Regions from separate parts of the Homo sapiens genome. Here region 2 is linked to region 1. A link is an interaction called in ENCODE POLR2A ChIA-PET data of the cell type or tissue named here. Cell type or tissue: GM12878. All regions are shown on one strand. Each heading gives the region's core, and the rest is flanking DNA. Links, peaks and the distances in the headings are about the cores only.

Region 1 (6,507 bases), core at 714-5,713:
GAGGTGTTGGGTGGTGTGAATGCAGGGACATAGCAGACCAGGCTGGCTCAGCCACTCCTGACACACCCTTGGTCACATCAGTGGTCCTGAGATTAGAGTGGCCTGCATCTCTCTTCTAGGGCAGGGATCTGAGTCCTGGCTCTACCACCTATCCTCTCTGGGCCCAACACTCATGGCTGGCCAGGGAGGGGCCTGTGGGTCCCACCTGCTCTGAGGTGCTTTGGATTTGGGGAGTCAAGAATCTACATTGTAGACCCAGGGAAGCCTTGAGAACAACAGGGCTCTGGTGGGGAGGGACTAGGTGGGGCTGACGTAGGGGCTGTGGACTCAGGGTCAGTTCAGACCAGGGATACCACAAAGGAGATAAGACTTGTTGAGAGTCCAGAACTGGCTACATTGTAGACGGGGTGACCGTCCTTGCGCCGGCACATCCTGCAGCTGTGTGATGCGTGGCCTCTTCCTGTGTGCCGGGCTCTGTGCTCCACATTTCAGTAAAGGATCTCCAAAAGGTGAAGATACTTCTTGTGACTGATTAATATTTTCCAAAGGGTATATCTCATCCCAATTGCTCTTCTTACAATGTGACACTGATGCTCCTCCAATTGAGCGGCACATGTGTGCGGCACGTGTGTGGGGGCACTGTGTGCCCCCACCTTGAATCTCAGCAGATCTTGTGACTGTCTCAACCAACAGAGTATGGCAGAAGTGTTCATCTGTGACTTCCAAGGTTAGGTCATAAAAAGCAACATGGATTCCACCCAGCTTGCTTCTCTCTCTCTTTCTCTCTCTCTGTCTCTCTGGCCACTCACCCACCATGATAGGAGGAAGCCCAGGCCTCATGGGGAGACCGCATGAAGGTGATCTAGCCAACAACTCCAGCTCTGGTCCCCACTAACCACCAGACATGTGAGAGAGTGAGCCTGCAGATGATTCAGCCCCCAGACTTGGAGCTGCCCCAGTGGACAAGTGGAGCAGAAATGAGCTGTCTCACCAACCCTGCCCAAACTGCAAAATAAGTATTGTTGTTTTCGGCCACTAAGTTTTGGGGTCATTTGTTACATAACACTGGGTAGCTGGAATGTGTGACCAAGGTCACACAGCTTGGATGTGGCAGGGCTGGGATTGACTTGAACCCAGAGCTGCCCAATTCCAGGGCCTGTTGTGGTACCCTATTGGGCTGCGAAGTGCCCAGCACAGACACACAGTGTGTGCTGCAGAAAGCGCTACTCAAAAGAGACTGAAGCATTACCTTGTAAGAATTATATAACATAGGAAGTGAAGATGCTGATTACCCAAGTAGAAAAACGGTTTCATTTCTCCCATTCAAGCTGCTAAATTGACCAACGTGATGAAAACTGAATGGAGACTCACTCCTGGAAAGCTTCCAAGAGGAGGTGTGTTTTTTCCTTTTAAACTAAAGTTGTTTTGTTTTGTTTTTTCATTATACAGATTAAAAAACAAGCAACTGGCTATGGGAAAATTAGAGGAATCGGTCGGGAAACCTCATTAAATAGGGGAGTCAGGAAGGCCTCTCAGAGAAGGCAGCCTTTTTTGTTTTTGTTTTTGTTTTTTGTTTTTTGTTTGAGATGGAGCCTAGCTTTGTTGCCAGGCTGGAGTGCAGTGGTGCAATCTTGGCTCACTCCAACCTCTGCCTCCTGGGTTCAAGCGATTCTCCTGCCTCAGCCTCCCAAGTAATTGGGATTACAGGCATGCGCCACCATGCCCAGCTAATTTTTGTATTTTTAGTAGAGACGGGGGTTTCACCATGCTGGCCAGGATGGTCTCGATATCCTGACCTTGTGATCTGCCCACCTTGGCCTCCCAAAGAGCTGGGATTACAGGTGTGAGCCACTGCACCCAGCCAAGGAGGCAGCCTTTAAACTGAGTTATTCTTTTTTTTTTTTTTTTTTTTTTTTTGAGACAGAGCTGTCGCCCAGGCTGGAGTGCAGTGGCGCGATCTTGGCTCACTGCAAGCTCCACCTCCCAGGTCCACGCCATTCTCCTGCCTCAGCCTCCAGAGTAGCTGGGACTACAGGCGCCCGCCACCACACCTGGCTAATTTTTTTGTATTTTTAGTAGAGACGGGGTTTCACTGTGTTAGCCAGGACGGTCTCGATCTCCTGACCTTGTGATCTACCCGCCTCGGCCTCCCAAAGTGTTGGGATTACAGGTGTGAGCCACTGTGCCTGGCCTAAACTGAGTTATTCAAGGAGCCACTGAACAGTTAGGGCCTTGCCTTTTTTTTTTTTTTTTGAGACAGTGTTGCTCAGGCTGGAGTGCTGTGGTGTGATCTTGGCTCACGGCAACCTCCACCTCCCAGGTTCAAGCAATTCTCTTGTCTCAGCCCCCTGAGTGTTGGGATTACAGGCGCCCACCACCACACCTGGCTAATTTTTTTTTGTATTTTTAGTAGAGACGGAGTTTGACTATTTTGACCAGGCTGGTCTCTAACTCCTGACCTCAAGATCTGCCTGCCTTGGCCTCCCAAAGTGCTGGGATTACAGGTGTGAGCCACCATGCCCGGCTGCTGCTTTTTCTTTTTTCTTTCTTTTTTTTGAGACAGAGTCTCACTCTGTTGCCCAGGCTGGAGTGCAGTTGCACGATCTCAGCTCACTGCAACCTCCACCTCCCAAGCTCAAATGATTCTCCTGCCTCAGCCTCCCGAGTAGCTGGGATTACAGGTGCGTGCCACCACGCCTAGCTAATTTTTTTTTTTTTTTTTGAGATGGAGTGTCACTCTGCCGCCCAGGCTAGAGTGCAGTGATGCCATCTCAGTTCACTGCAACCTCCACCTCTTGGGTTCAAGCAATTCTCCTGCCTCAGCCTCACAAGTAGCTGGGACTACAGGTGCCCGCCATCATGCCTGGCTAACTTTTGTATTTTTAGTAGAGACAGGATTTCACCGTGTTGGGCAGGCTGGTCTCAAACTCCTGACCTCAAGTGATCCACCCACCTCGACCTCCCAAAGTGCTGGGATTACAGTTATGAGCCACTGTGCCTGGCCCACTTCTGTTTTCTCAATGAAGAATGCAGTTGCCAGCCATTCAGAGTAAGAGAAAGAAGAGATCTCAGAGAGTGAAAATCAAACCTTCTGGGACATGTCAGGGAGTGTCTGGTCATCTTATACTCACCTGAAGTTCAAAGGGGAGCCAGTCAGCCCAGTGAACACCGGGTGTATTCCCTTTTAGTCATTTTCTCTTTGCTAATTTCAAGTTTCTTTTGCATAGCTGAAATCTTACTGCCTATGCAATTTTGTATCCTGCTTTTTTCGCTTAACAGGGTAGCAGAAGCATATCCCCACACATTTATAACACATTTATAAGCTCTTTGCAAACATCACTCTTCATACTTAGAAATAATCCACTGGGCTGGGCGCGGTGGCTCACGCCTGTAATCCCAGCATTTTGGGAGGCCGAGGTGGGCGGATCACAAGGTCAGGAGGTCGAGACCATGCTGGCTAACACGGTGAAACCCCGTTTCTACTAAAAATACAAAAAAATTAGCCAGGCGTGGTGGCGGGTGCCTGTAGTCCCAGCTGCTAGGGAGGCTGAGGCAGGAGAATGGCAGGGACCCGGGAGGCGGAGCTTGCGGGGAGCCGAGATCGCGCCACTGCACTCCAGCCTGGGAGACAGAGCAAGACTCTGTCTCAAAAAAAAAAAAAGAAAGAAAGAAATAATCCACTGGGCCATGCGCAGTGGCCCATGCCTATAATCCCAGCACTTTGGTAGGCCGAGGCGGGCAGATCACCCAAGATTGGGAGTTCAAGACCAGCCTGACCAACATGGAGAAACCCTGCCTCTACTAAAAATACAAAATTAGCCAGGCGTGGTGGTGCGTATGCCTGTAATCCCAGCTACTTGGGAGGCTGAGGCAGGAGAATTGCTTGAACCCGGGAGGCAGAGGTTGTGATGAGCCGAGATCACGCCATCGCACTCTAGCCTGGGCAACAAGAGCAAAACTGTCAAAACAACAACAACAACAACAACACAGAAATAATCCACTGAATGGATGATGTTCCATGAATCACTTCACCTTTCCCCCTTTTATTAGACACTTAAATTTTTTCCTGGATGACTATTGCAGTTCTGAAAGAGGCAGCATGAGGTCTGGTCAAGAAGAATGGAGAAGGCAAATTGCTGGTCGCAGTGGCAGTGCCTATAGTCCCAGCTACTCGAGAGGCTGAGGCAAGACAATGGCTTGAACCCTGGAGTTCTGGGCTAGAGTGTGCTATGCTGATTTGGTGTCTGCACTAAGTTTAGCATCAGCATGGTGACCTCCCCCGGAGCAGGGACCACTAGGTTGCCCAAGGAGGAGTGAACTGGCCCAGGTCAGAAATAGCAGATCAAAACTCCCATGCTGGACCAGGTGCAGTGGCTCATGCCTGTAATCCCAGCACTTTGGGAGCCCAAGGCAGGTGGATCACTTGAGGTCACGAGTTTGAGACCAGCCTGGCCAACGTGGCAAAACCCTGTCTCTACTAAAAAAAAATGCAAATTAGCTGGGCATAGTGTCACAGGCCTGTAGTCCCAGCTATTTGGGAGGCTGAGGCAGAAGAATCGCTTGAACCCAGGAGGCAGTGGTTGCTGTGAGCCAAGATCAAGCCACTGCACTCCAGCCTGGGTGACAGAAGAAGACTCCGTCCAAAAAAAAAAAAAATTAAAATAGGCTGAGTGCAGTGGCTCACACCTGTAATGTCAACACTGGAGGCTGAGGTGGGAGGCTCACTTGAGACCAGGAGTTCAAGACCAGCCTTGGCAATATAGCGAGACCCCGTCTCTACAAAAACAAAATAAATAAATAAAAGAAATTAGCAGGGCATGATGGCGCATGCCTGTAGTCCTAGGTACTCAGGAGGCTGAGGCAGGAGGATTGAGCCCAGGAGACTGGCTGCACTGAGCTATGATCATGTTACTGTACTCCAGGCTGAGTAATAGAGCAAGACCCTGTCTCAAATATAAAGTAAGATAAATAAATAAATAAAGATATAAAAAGAAGGTAAACTTCAAGGCAGAGTCCAGACATCTGCTAGGCCCTCTGGTATCTGGAATTCCATCATAGAAGATTTTTGTTCTTGTTTTTTTTTGGTTTTTTGAGACAGAGTCTTGCTCTGTTGCCCAGGCTTGTGTGCAGTGGCACAATCTCAGCTCACTGCAACCTTTGCCTCCTGGGTTCAAGCGAGTATCCTGCCTCAGCCTCCCAAGTAGCTGGGACTACAGGTGTGTACCGCTACAACCGGCTAAATTTTTTTGTATTTTTAGTAGAGACGGGGTTTCGCCATGTTGGCCAGGTTGGTCTTGAACTCCTGACCTCAAGGAATACACCTGCCTCAGCCTCCCAACGTACTAGGATTATAGGCATGAGCCACTGCGCCTAGCCTTTTTTTTTTCTTTTTGAGTCAGAGTCTTGCTCTGTCGCTCAGGCTGGAGTGCAGTGGTGCAGTCTCGGCTCACTGCAACCCCCACCTCCTGGGTTCAGGCGATTCTCCTGCCTCAGCCTCCCAAGGAGCTGGGACTACAGGCATGCGCCACCACACTCAGCTAAAATTTTTTTTTTTTGTATTTTTAGTAGAAATAGGGTTTCGCCTTGTTGGCCAGACTGGTCTTGAACTCCTGACCTCAGGTGATCTGCCCACGTCAGCCTCCCAAAGTGCTGGGATTACAGGCATGAGCCACTGTACCCAGCCTCCATCACGGAAGCTTTCTAGCAGCCGGTTATGTGGCAGTTGATGTTCCTGCCAGATCACACGCTGAGTTTTCCTGACCATGAGGACACAGAATGGGACAGTAAGGCAAACCCCATTGGCTTCTCAAAGTGCTCAGTGGTTCAGGTGTTGAGCTTGGAGGAGGGGTGGCAAGAAGTGCTAGGCATGTGAGCCCCAAGCCATTTACAGCTTAAACACACATTGCAACAGCCATGTTTGAGGTGGCAACAGGGCCCTTTGCTTACTTGTTTTCCCCATAATACACGTCCTTTTGGCATCCCACACTTCCCGGAGGGAACACTGCCCCAGGACACCCGGCCACGAGCAGGGCATCTGGGGACCCATGTCCTCTCCACCAAGACCAGCAGAATAGGGTCTCTTTCAGCTGTGAAAAGATGGCACAAGCTACCTGTGAAACGGTGGGCTCACCCACCTAACAGGCCGGTGACCTGGGCACATTCCCCAGGGGATTCCCATCCCAGGGGCAGGCTACTGAAGCCCTTTCCAGCTTTGAAGTTCTGTGAGTCAACAACAGAGCAGTCATTGAGATCTTACTGTGAGCTGGGGACAGAGAAGTAGCCCCCTCTTCAATGGATCGTCTACTGCCTGCCAAACATAGCTTCCTGTGTGTGACCTCGCCTAATGTCACCACAGTCCAGTGAGAAACGTCCTCATCTCATCTGAGAGGAAACCAGCAGGGGCCGAGCCTGCCGGCCCTGGAGCACAGGGTGACTGACGGAGAACCCCACAACCTCACCCTTTCCTGTAGTGTTTGTAGATCAGAGATTTTATTTTCTTTTATTTTT
Region 2 (6,507 bases), core at 601-5,600, 350 kb before region 1:
GCTAACAACAGAATCCTTATTCTAATCCTGATCCTAGTATAACTTGTTGTAGGATTCTAGTACTTCGCATGCCATGCCTCAGAGTTTTAATGTGACAGTACTGGCTGGGCACGGTGGCTCATGCCTGTAATCCCAGCACTTTGGGAGCCGAGGTGGGTGGATTGCCTGAACTCAGGAGTTCGAGACCAGCCTGGGCAACATGGTGAAACTCCATCTTTACTAAAATACAAAAAGTTAGCGGGGCGTGGTGGCGTGCACCTGTAATCCCAGCTACTTGGAAGGCTGAGACCGGAGAATCACTTGAACCCGGGAGGCAGAGGTTGCAGTGAGCCCAGATTGCGCCATTGCATTCCAGTCTGGGCAACAGAGCTAGACTCCGTCTCAGGAAAAAAAAAAAAAAAAAAAAAAATTGACAGTACTTTGTCCTGGGAAATTCACACTATGCCTAAAGGCTTGCTGTGTTTCATTTCCTCTGAATAAAGTTGCTGTTAGATATGAAGGAAAAAAAATCAAAAGTTCTGTGTATGGCTGGGCGTAGTGGCTTATGCCTGTAGTCCCAACACTTTGGGAGGCTGAGGCAGGTGGATCACTTGATCCCAAAAGTTCAAGACTAGCCTGGGCAACATAATGAAACCCCACGAAACACCATGCCTGGCTAATTTTATATTTTGTATCTCTATAAAAAATACAGCCGGGTGCGGTGGCTCACGCCTGACCTCGTGATCCGCCCGCCTCGGCCTCCCAGAGTGCTGGGATTACAGGCATGAGCCACTGCGCCTGGCCGAACCTGTGTCTTAAAAAAAAAGAAAGAAAAGGCTGGACGCAGTGCCTCACGCCTGTAATCCCAGCACTTTCGGAGGCCGAGGTGGGCAGATCACTTGAGGCCAGGAGTTTGAGACTAGCCTGGCCAACATGATGAAATCCCGTCTCTACTTAAAATATAAAAATCAGCCAGGCGTGGTGCGGGCGCCTGTAATCCCAGCTACTGGGGAGGCTGAGGCATGAGAATTGCATGAACCTGGGAGGTGGAGGTTGCAGTGAGCTGAGATTGCGCCACTGCACTCCAGTCTGGACAACAGAGCAAAGCGATTCTCCTGCCTCAACCTCCCGAGTAGCTTGGACTACAGGCATGTGCCACCACACCCGGTTATTTTTTGTATTTTTAGTAGAGATGAGGTTTCAACGTGTTGGCCAGGTTGACCTCAAACTCCTGACCTCAGGTGATCCGCCCACCTCAGCCTCCCAAAGTGCTGGGATTACAGGTGTGAGCCACCGTGCCCGGCCTAGTAGTTTCTTAATGTTTTGAAAATGAGTTGTTGTTACTGATTTTTTTTTTTTAATTTGTTGGTGGTTGGGAGAAGTCAGCTTGTCTGACACTCACTGGTTTGTCTTAGCCAGAATCAGAAGTGATTACAATTGTCAATGTTGAATCAGTCTTGCATTCTCAGAATAAACCCAGCTAAATTTATGATATATTATTTTAGTACACTGCCGGGTTTAATATGTGATTTAATAATTTTGTCTTTGTTCATGAGACATTGGCTTGTAATCTTTCCTTTCTATCCTTGTCCTGTTGTAGTTTTAAGGTTCTCTAGCTTCAAAAATCAGTGTGGGACGTTTCCTCTTCTCATAGTCTCTGAAGGAATTTAACAACAGGATTTTGCCAGGTGCAGTGGCCCACACCTGTAATCCTGCACTTTGGGAGGCCAAGGTGGACAGCTCACGGTCAGGAGTTCAAGACCAGCCTGGCCAACATGGTGAAACCCCATTTCTACAAAAATACAAAAATTAGCTGGGCATGATGGCGGGTGCCTGTAATCCGAGCTACACTCAGGATGCTGAGGCAGGAGAATTGCTTGAACTCGGGAGGCAGAGGTTGCAGTGAGCTGAGATCCCACCACTTTACTCCAGCCTGGGCAACAAAACAAGACAAGACTCGGTCTCAAAAAAAAAAAAACCAGGATTTTATTTCATGGTTGTGTATAACTCTAGTTTTGAGTATCTTTTCTAGTATAGCTATATCACATTATCCTTTACTCATTCCTAATCTTTATTTGCATCTGTCTTCTTTTGATCTTGATCAGTCTGACAGGGTTTGTTAATTTTATTAATCCTCTTATTTTTATTAATTTCTCTTCTCTTTGGGTTAATTGTATTATTCCCTTACTAATGTCTTAAATTGGAAGCTAATTCATTTTTTTCAGCCTGTCCTTTTATATAAGCTTTGAAGCCGATGCATTTCTCTTTAACTACTACTTTAGCTGTATCTGACAAGATCTGCAACTTCCACTGTGATTTCTTTGACGACTGGGTTATTTAGATGTGTAAATCTTTGTTTTTATATGGGAGTTTATTAGTTATGTTTTCATTACTGGTTTCTAACCTATTTATATTAATGTCAAAAAACATGATCTGGTGGCTCATGCCTACAATCCTAGCACTTTGAAAGGCTGAGGCAGGAGGATCAGTTCAGCCTAGAAGTTTAAGACCAGCCTGGGAAACATAGCAGGACCTCTTCTCTATTTAAAAAATAAATAAATAAATAAAAAATTAGGCCGGGCGCAGTGGTTCATGCCTGTAATCCCAGCACTTTGGGAGGCTGAGGCAGGCGGATCACGAGGTCAGGAGTTCGAGACTAGCCTGGTCAACATCGTGAAACCCCCATCTCTACTAAAAATACAAAAATTAGCCAGGTGTGGTGGTGCGCGCCTGTAGTCCCAGCTACTTGGGAGACTGAGGCAGGAGAATCGCTTGAACCCGGGAGGCAGAGGTTGCAGCGAGCCGAGATCGTACCACTGCACACCAGCCCGGGCAACAGTGCGAGACTCCATCTCAAAAAAAAAAAAATTAGCTGGGCGTGGTGGTGCACTCCTGTAGTCCTAGCTACACAGGAAGCTAAGGCAGGAGGATTGCGCACGCACAGAAGGTCAAGGCTGCAGTGAGCCGTGATGGCACCACTGCACTCCAGCCTGGGTGACAAGACAGAGACCCTATCTCAAAAACAAAACACATGATCTGTATGATACCCAGTCAGTTCTTTGTAATTTAATTTATTGTATATTTTATGGCCAAGAATGTGGTCATTTTTAGCAAATGTTCCATGTGTGAGAAGTATATTTTATATGAGGTTTAGAGTTTTCTGTCTGTGTGCGTGCGTGTGCGTGCGTGCATGTACACACAGATTTTCTTTTTAGTCAGAGTCTATTCATCTATTGACAGACACTTGGGTTGTTTCTACCTTTTGGCTACTGTGAGTCAAACTGCTATAAATATTGGCGTACAAGTATCTGTTTAAGTCTGTTTTCAATTCTTTTGGGTTTATACCCAGAAGTGGAATTGGTTGATCATGTGGCAGATCTATGTCTCGCTTTCTGAGGAACCACCCAACTATTTTCCACAGCAGCTGCATCATTTTATATTCCTACCAGTAATGCACAGGGTTCCAATCTCTCCACATCTTTGCAACACTTGCTTCCACTTTTCTTGATAGCTTTTGGGGTTTGTTTGTTTGTTTGTTTGTTCTGGAGACAGGGTTTCACTCTGCTGCCCAGGCTGAAATTAACAATAGTGCCATCATAGCTCACTGCAGCCTTGACCTTCTGGGCTCAAGCAATCCTCCCACCTCAGCCTCCTGTGTAGCTGGGACTACAGGTGTGCACCACCATGCCCAGTTTGTTTTTTTTTTTTTCTTTTGGTAGAGAAGAGGTCTCACTGTGTTGCCCAGGCTGGTCCTGAACTCCCAGGCTCAAGTGGTACTCCACCTCGGCCTCCTAAAGTTCTGGGATTACAGGCAGGAGCCTTGATAGCTATCTTAATGGGTATGAAGTATCATTATGGTTTTGATGTGCAGTTCCCTGATGACTAATGCTGTTGAGATGTTGAGCATATTTACTGAACATCTATCTTTGGAGAACTATCCTTGTACATTTTAAAACTGGGTTTATCTTTTTGTTGTTCAGTTGTAGGGAATTCTTATATATATATATTCTTGGCATTAAACCCTTATCAGATACATGATTTGCAGAGATTTTCTCCCATTCTGTGCGTTGGCTTCATTTCTTCATAGTGTCTTTTTTTCTATGAGACAGAGTCTCACTCTGTTGCCCAGGCTGGAGTGCAGTGGCACAATCTCAGCTCACTGCACCCTCCACCTCCCAGGTTCAAGTGATTCTCCTGCCTCAGCACCCCCGAGTAGCTGCGATTAATAGGCATGCGTCACCAGCCTAGCTAATTTTTGTATTCTTAGTAGAGACAGGGTTTCACCATGTTGGGCAGACTGGTCTCAAACTCCTGACCTCAAGTGATACACCCACCTCAGCCTCTCAAAGGGCTAGGATTATAGGCATAAGCCACCACACCCAGCTTTTTTCTTCATAGTGTCCTTCGATGCATAAAAAGTTTTCCATTTAATGACGTCTAGTTTATCTGCTTTTTTTTCCCTTCTTTATCTGCTTTTTTTTTTTCCCCTTCTTTCATTGCTTATGCTTTTGGTGTCTTAAGAAACCATTGCAAAATCCAAGGTCATGGAGATTTGGTCTTATGTTTTCATCTGAGAGTTTTGTTTGTTTGAGACAGAGTCTCCCTCTGTTACCCAGGCCGGAGTGCAGTAGCGTGATCTTGGCTCACTGCAACCTCTGCCTCCCGGGTTCAAGTGATTCTCCTGCCTCAGCCTCCTGAGTAGCTGGGATTACAGGTGTCCACCACCAAGCCCGGCTAATTTTAGTATTTTTAGTAGAGATGGGGTTTTGCCATGTTGACCAGGCTGGTCTTGAACTGCCGACCTCACCTTGGCCTCCCAAAGTGCTGGGATTACAGGCATGTGCCACCACATCTGGCTATTTTTTGTATTTTTAGTAGAGACGGAGTTTTGCCATGTTGCCCAGGTTGCTCTCGAACTCCTGGCCTCGAGTGATCTGCCTGCCTTGGCCTTTGCCTTTCAAAGTGCTGGGATTACAGGCGTGAGCCTCCACGTTCATAACCATGATCCCTCTGATTTCTCCCATCCCTCTGTCCCCTTTTAGAACTCTGATAGATGCATGTTCTTTCTCTTCCATGCCTCTGAATCTCTTTTTAGTAGTTTTTCTTTTTTATTACTTAGTCCCTACTTCTGTTTCTAAAAAGATAAAGTACCCAGGTGCAGTCTTATATAATAATTAAGACTCCCTTTTATTCCCACTCTTCTTTAAACTAAGCCAGACACAGGTCCCCACTGTCTACCCTGGGGAGCTCATTTTATTCCCCCCAGCTTAACTATTCATTTAAAATTAAAGTTTTATTCTATTCATGGGGCAGCTGAAGCATTTTGTACCTGAAGCCTTTCAGCCCTCCTCTCCCTGTAGGGCTCTGCTACTCAGGACAAGTCCTCAGCAGGGTTGAATCTCTGTACGATCTCCAGGGTGGCCTTGTTTCTATGATGGCCTGATTTTCCTCCTGCTCTAGTTCCAGAGCCCCTGTTTTATCTCTTTCCATTGTCTTACTATCTCTGCTTTGAGCTCTTTTACATATTCTTGGATAAATGTTACAATTTTCATCTATTCCCTGGCAACAATTTCTGGTAAGTATTCATGTGCCATTTGCTGTTCCTGTAATATCTTTAACTCCTGTGTCAGTTCCCTTTTAATTACTAATTTCTTAATGAGGTGAATTCTTTCTTGATGAGCTCTTGTAAGTAGATCATTGTGAGAGACGGGCCAGGACTGTGTCCCAGGCTGGCAGGAATCTGTACGTGGGATGGGTGCCTGGAAGAGTTCTATCAGGATTTTCTTCTCCACAGGCAACTACAGGGCTCCTCACAGTGCAGGACCTCCCCACCTCTGTCATTCTCCTTGTTGCCGGCTAGGTTCAGGAAAGCTCTTGCTGCAGTCCACACTCTTTCTTTTTTGTTTTTGAGACAGGGTCTTGCTCTGTCACCCAGGTTGGAGGAATGCAGTGGTGCCATCATAGTTCACTGCAGCCTTGAAACCCTGGGTTCAAACAATCCTCCCGCCCCGCCTTGCCTCCTGGATAGCTGGGACTATGGGCATCCACTACCACACCCAGCTAATTTTTGAATTTTTTCATAGAGAGAGGGTTTCACTTTGTTGCCCAGGCTGGTCTTGAACTCCTGGGCTCAAGTGATCCTCCTGCCTCAAGCCTCCTAAAGTACTGGGATTATAGGTCTGAGCCACTATGCCCAAGCCTCCTTTTTTAATTTCAAATAAGAGATTATTTCAAATAAGAGATTATTGGGTATGCTCCTTTTGTTTGTTTGGTTTTTGAGATGGAGTCTTACTCTGCCACCCACGCTGGAGCGTAGTGGGCGTGATCTTGGCTCACTGCAACCTCCGCCTCCCAGGTTCAGATTCTCCTATCTCAGCCTCCCAAATAGCTGGGATTACAGGCATGGGCCACCACGCCTGGCTAATTTTGTATTTTTAGTAGAGACAGGGTTTTACCAGGTTGGCCAGACTGGTCTCGAATTCCTGACCTTGTGATCCACCCGCCTCAGCCTCCCCCATCTTGTTTACT

Evidence for each region. ChIA-PET counts read pairs that join two places held together with the same protein. Peaks named below come from ENCODE experiments on the same cell type or tissue, not always from the same donor. Only the 100,000 strongest peaks of a DNase experiment are listed, where the experiment ranks them.
Region 2: POLR2A ChIA-PET joins it to region 1 with 5 read pairs; 2 of 35 experiments call an interaction of 5 or more read pairs at or near these places.

Annotation. Positions count from the first base shown.
Region 1 is chr20:36,865,964-36,872,470 of GRCh38, forward strand. It overlaps the pseudogene RN7SL156P. Among named protein-coding and RNA genes, the nearest start is that of MTCL2, 5.7 kb to the left of the region's middle. RefSeq lists a silencer at 1,126-1,195 and an enhancer at 6,019-6,507. In GM12878, for the core only: no CTCF peak of the experiment used is centred there; no DNase peak of the experiment used is centred there; H3K27ac peaks cover 372 bases.
Region 2 is chr20:36,516,283-36,522,789 of GRCh38, forward strand. All of the region lies in intron 10 of DLGAP4 (DLG associated protein 4), which reads left to right. All of the region lies in intron 2 of DLGAP4-AS1 (DLGAP4 antisense RNA 1), which reads right to left. Among named protein-coding and RNA genes, the nearest start is that of MYL9, 22 kb to the right of the region's middle. RefSeq lists an enhancer at 3,307-3,376. In GM12878, for the core only: no CTCF peak of the experiment used is centred there; no DNase peak of the experiment used is centred there; H3K27ac peaks cover 327 bases.